Regions from separate parts of the Homo sapiens genome. Here region 1 is linked to region 2. The links are chromatin loops, found by intact Hi-C in ENCODE. Cell type or tissue: Caco-2. All regions are shown on one strand. Each heading gives the region's core, and the rest is flanking DNA. Links, peaks and the distances in the headings are about the cores only. Region 1 has its middle 200 kb from the start of GRASLND. Region 2 overlaps LOC107985847 (a long non-coding RNA gene).

Region 1 (2,918 bases), core at 93-2,592, 260 kb after region 2:
ACATGTATGCCTATGTAACAAACCGGCACGTTCCAAACCACCATGGCACATGTATGCCTACGTAACAAACCGGCACGTTCCAAACCACCATAACACATGTATGCCTACGTAACAAACCGGCATGTTCCAAACCACCAGGGCACATGTATGCCTACGTAACAAACCGGCACGTTCTGCATATGTATCCCGGAACTTAAAGTAAAATAAAAAAATTTAAAAAAAGAATAAGCCACTCTGCTAAACAGCAACCCCAAATCCCAACCCAGCCCTCAGTACAGGCCTTGCTGGGGATGAGAGACGCTGCTTGAGAAGATGATGGATCATGCTGTATGCCCATCTGGTCTCCAGCTCCAGGCTCTCCCAATTTTTCTTCATTTCTTTTGTTTTCTCTATTCAGATGTGAACACACTGTACTTAAATTCTATGGCCATGTGCTAAGCTGTATGTTAGCATGTCAAGGCCCAATTTACTGACATAGCAGTTTTCCTGTGTACCTAAAGGTATACAAATTCTGACTTCTTATTTGTATTTCATGATGTTTGAACTTTAAGTGAATGACCATGTTTGCAAAGAACAAAGCACATTTTGAAATATAGTTTTGAATCTCGAAACCATTACCACCTTTCCCAGTGGTGTTGGCCCAGCCACACCAAATGCCCTGGCCACAAGGGAATCTAAATTGGGTTCACTTAACAATGCTGTATTCTGCATAGAGAACTGGGAGAAGTCATGTTTACATCCACCACATTATCCCTGTGGTCCAAGCTATACCAGATACATAGAAGAAACAGTGGGGCCTAGCAAAAGATGGCTTTCCTTCTAGCTCCACCACTCATGACCTGAGTGTCCTTGGGCAAACCACGTAATCCTGTGAGCTCCAGCATACAAGCTTCTTGCTGAAAGTGTCCTCAGGAGAGCTAATCCTGGAGCGCCAGACACCAGCACGTGCACAGCAAAATTCCCTGTGTTCCCCTGAGGCTTGTGGTCCAGGAGACAAGGAGGGGATTCGGTCACTGCTCCTCTACATCCTTGTGAGGCCAGGACAGCAGCCCTGGGGCTGCAGGATGGATGAGATCATGAGTGATTGCAGATTGGGACCAGTCCCACGGTCTCTCTTCCCAAGGGATGGGTGCTGAAAGTCCTGGGCTCAGCGTTTAAAGACACGCTGATAATTTACAGCCTTTTATGAGGTTTCACATTCATTTTGGAATTTCTTTTGCCAAGTTTGAATCTCATGTTGGGCCTTTTCTCTTTTGGGTAAAAATATCTCTGGGCTGGCCCGGGCCCTGGAAGCAGCAGGGTTTTCTGCTACAACAGTGACACCTGCTGTTGAGGACAAAGTGGGTGATTTCTCAAAGACAATTCTCTGTAGGGCCAAGATTACTTTCATATTTCCAACATCTGGAAGGAGAAATCAATTCATTTTGCAGGGAATAAGTACTGCTGTGCTGAACAAGCAAAAAATCAAATGAGAGGCCAGGGATAGGAAGAAATAAATAAAAGGAAAGAAAATGTCTGCTTGGTTGAGAAACAAAGAAATCAAAGACCCCCCTGGCTTGGCACAAAGCAGCCTGGTCATGGGTCTGCCCTGCCAGAAAAGACTAAACAACAGGTGGCCCTCTCCACCCAGGACTCTGAGAAGTCAGAGCTGTCCCTGGGCACCTCCGTCGAAACACAGGACACTGAGACCAGGCATCCTTAGAGCAGAGTCTGTCCACAATGAAGCTGGCACCTGCAGATGGAACTGCTGAGGTCCTGTCACCATGGGGTGCGGGGAGTGAGAAATGAGAAATGGCCTCACTCTTCTGTCTGCCCTGCATTGTGAAAAAGAATCCTGTTTGCTCCAGGCTCACCAGAGTTCACCTGACATTGCAGACACGTTCAACAACATAGCTCCCTGATTCCTTTAACGCCCTAGAAATTCAAACAGGAAACATTTGGCATCTACGCCTATTTCCCATTTGCCCTGTATCTTAGGAAACAATTCTATCACTACTATTTTAATTCACCTTAACTTTTAAATAAGGCAGGATTTGAAGTTTCTGCAATATTTCAACTTCTTATCGTATAGATTTTTTTTTAAGGTAATCTTTGAAACGACCTGTTTTCCAGGTAGTCATGGAAATACTTCCAAAATGACTATTTTGGGGTTCCAAAAATATTTTCTCACCTGTATGTATATAAGGTTCAGCTTTCATTTTGACCCTGATAAGGAATCCATCAATTACATGCCACTAATACCTAAAAAGGAAGAGTCGTCGTTTGGTGGCAGGAGTGACAGTCCTGCTGGGAGGGGCAGAGCACTGTCTGCAGCTGGGTGACCTGGGAGATGTCTTCACCTCTCCAAGTTGAGTCATTGTTCTGTGTGCATCAAGTCAAGAAATCAGTATAACTCAAGAGTTTTTAAACTTTTAAAGAAATCTGTTGAATCTGTTTTGCATATACAAAACACAGTCCTGCATAGAAGTCTAATTATAAAATTATTTATAATACTTTTATATTTTATATATTTATTATATAATATATTATATAGTATTCTAATATATCATATATAATAATATATATTATTATATATTATATATTTTTGTATTTTTATAATAATTTTATAATAATAAAATATAAGATGAGGGTCCCTACTTTCCCCCAAAGCAGCCTTGAAGACTCCCTGGCAGCATGGAGACCGTCGGGGGGCAGTTTGCCAAGCACAGGGCAAGCCGCCCTGATCCCCAGCCCACGGAGCTTTCAAGCTCCAGCACCCCACATCTGCATCTCAGCTACAGAATGAGGGTGCCTCGGCCTGCTGGGCTCCTTCACAGTCACTGTGAGGATCAAGGGTGACTGCTCATCTGAGAAAGCATTGATTAATGCAAAAAGATAAACTAATATTGCACTGTTTAAAAGGAAAATAATAATTTTAC
Region 2 (2,918 bases), core at 230-2,729:
TCCCTCTGAAGCCTCTAAGGGAATCTCCTTCCTTGTCTCTTCCAGCTACTGGTAGCCCCAGCCTTCCCTTGGCTTGTGATACACAACTCATATCTCAGCTTCTATCCCCACATAGCTGTCTTCACATAGTCTTCACTCTGTGGACACCTGCCTTCACATTTTCTTCTTTTTATAAAGACACTTGTTCTATTGTATTAGGAGCCCACCTCACTCCAGGATGACTTCATTTTAACTTAACTAATTACATCTGTAACATGACTTAGTTTCCAAATAAGGTTGCATTTTGAGTTTCTGGGGTTAAGACTTTCACATATATTTTTGGAAGACATGATTTAGCTTAATACTGGTTTTACTCTTGCATAGACAGGGTGATTTATACTTTCTTGCAGTGTCTATGTAACTTGAAGCCTTAATTCATTAAGATTAGTGTGATTTTTATTTTGTTACTTTTTCTTCATCCACTCATTTCCTTTGTCACTTTAAAATATATATATATTTTAAAGTTGAGACAGCAGCCAGGGCTGTAGGCAGAGCCTGACTCTGATGGCCCTCTGGCCCTTCAGATGGGCAGTTTCTCAGTGGCAATGACAAGAAACCCAGGCAGCCACACGCACACACATGCCACATGGCTTTGCAAACGAGCGGTAGAGGCAGGAATATCTTCAAAGCATATGGAAAGCAGGGAGATGAGGAGGTGCGCTGGAGCCAGGACAGTGACGAGCTTCGCAGGGCTCTGGCGTGCAGGGGAGGGGACAAAAATAACCAGCAAATCCCTTCTCTGCGGAGAACCACCAGTGAAGAGGATCGACAGACAAGTGACGGGAGGAAACAGGACGTGGATCTGGGCTTGCAAACCGGACAGGTTGTGGCTCCAGATGGCAAAAAAGGAAGAAAAGGAACCATGAGCAACAACAACAGTTTTATTCAGTTTGAACATTTACAAAGTTTTCTTTAATTATTACTCCCTTCTGGGACTCCAGCTGCACAAAGAGTTGAGGGCAGACGCACCAGGGAGGCCGGCTAAGCCAGGAGCTGGCGGCACAGCATCTACTGAGCCCGGCCAGCTCGGGACATGAGTGGGCAGGAAGCTCTTGATTGTGTTTTCCAAGGGACTCAGGTGACAGTCTGTCAGGACGTGTGGCTTGGGTTTCTCTCCCTCAAGGTACAAGTGCTTTGAGCTGCGCTGAGCAGACAGCTGGGCTGAGAGTGGTGTGTCTCACTCCTGGTCAGTCACTGCCCCTGGGGGCAACTGCGTGAACGGCTGCCTGGCAGGATTTTCCAGGCCTCTGGCAAAGAGCCAGAATATGCACTGTGCAGAAGAAGCCAGGCACACTGGATGGGAGTGTGGAGAAAGCAAGAGTGGATGTTTTCAAAATATTCCTCTGCAAAGACAGAAACTCCCAGGGCAATGTCAGTTCCTCACCTGCAGTTGAGTGTGTGTGTGTGTTTGAAAGGTAGGACTGCGCCCTGCCAGAAGTACAGGGGGTGGAGGCTGTGGAATGCAGCCTGAGCCTCGCTAATCTCTGCTCAGAGCCCAGGACAGCTGCTGCTGCTCTGAGAGCCTGGGTCTTCTCATATGCCCCGCAAGTTCCAGTCCTCTGGAGAGAGAAGTCTGAGGTATGCACACACAGAGGGCAAGGCTGCTATCTGCTCGCACAAAAAGCACATTTACCATCACCCAAAAAGTGCATCCCCAGGCAGGCCTGGGCCGCTATCTTTTCAGTTGAAACCATGACAAGTCACGTTCACAGGTGTGGATGCCAACAGATTCTAACCCAAGCATGAGAGTCTTTGACTTGATTAAAATGTTGCACCACATGCAGTAGAGATATATGGTGTTTCTTGGTACACATCTGTATGCATTCCTCTGCCAGTTGCCCATCTTTGCTGCATAATATTTCTCTATGATATGAAATTATTTTAGACTCCAAATAATTATACCTTGCTTTAATGGAGTGTTTTTATTTGAGAGATCAAAATCTTCAGTGCCGTCATGAAATTGTTTTCTTTGTCCTTACAGAATATTTCTTTTTCTCCTATGCATGCCCCACTGCATATAGAGGTGTCGTAGACTCTGAACTCCTTGAAGATATGGTCCAGTCTTAGCATGATCTGTTTCCTCATTTCCCAAAACAGAGCTGGATACAGTAAGAACCCAGTGATTATTTATTACAGCAAACACAATGAGAGCCAGGCACCCTAGGTGTGAACTCAACAAGCCTGTGGACATGAAGTTGATGCTATCAGTCACCAAATAACCTCTGAGAAACACAGAGTACAGAGTCAGCATAGCAACCTCTAAGGGCAGGGCCTGAGTCCCACGAATCTCAAGGCCAAGGTGGTGGAGTGATCAGTTGTTGGTAGGTGTCATCTGACGGGAGGAGTGGGAGCCTGGAGGAGAGGCAGGGTGCCCTGCCAGATAGGTCTTTGACTGAAAGCCATGCTGATTCTGATGACAGTTTTTGGTGATTTTGGATAAATCTCTTGGTCCATCAGGGAAGACATTCCAGGTGAAGAGAATGCCCCGAAAAAAAATGAGAATGGTCATTTCTGATGACAACATAAGGAAGCCAATTTGCAGGAGTGAAATGTGCTGGAGATAAAGAAGTATGTCAGCTTCCAGCAATATCTTCTCCACTGAGCAGGGAAGACCACTCAAGGCTCAGACTCTGAAATGATGTGAGTCTTCAGAGGTTGTACCACTTCCCTAATGAGAACACACCAAAACCTCCACATCAGCAATGGGTCATTCTGTCTTTCAGCTAAAAAAAAAAATCATTGAAATTTCAAAAAAGGCAGTGTAAGGGGCAAAAACATTTTGGATGTTATCATCTCAAAGGTTGCAGCAGATTCTAGGAACAACAGGGAAGTCTCATGTGCACAATGCAGGGGCCCATGCCCTGAATGCTTCAACCAAC

Evidence for each region. Peaks named below come from ENCODE experiments on the same cell type or tissue, not always from the same donor. Only the 100,000 strongest peaks of a DNase experiment are listed, where the experiment ranks them.
Region 1: a loop joins it to region 2, with 17 times the contacts of the local background. A loop is called at or near these places in 4 of 110 quality-filtered maps.

What each region holds. Positions count from the first base shown.
Region 1 is chr2:7,117,617-7,120,534 of GRCh38, reverse strand. No RefSeq gene overlaps it. Among named protein-coding and RNA genes, the nearest start is that of GRASLND, 200 kb to the right of the region's middle. In Caco-2, for the core only: a CTCF peak has its summit at 1,336 (motif pointing left); no DNase peak of the experiment used is centred there.
Region 2 is chr2:7,376,639-7,379,556 of GRCh38, reverse strand. LOC107985847 (a long non-coding RNA gene) reads right to left here. Exons shown (of 3, transcript XR_001739269.2): 3 at 903-2,918. Among named protein-coding and RNA genes, the nearest start is that of LINC01871, 350 kb to the left of the region's middle. In Caco-2, for the core only: a CTCF peak has its summit at 1,227; a DNase peak (open chromatin) is centred at 1,206.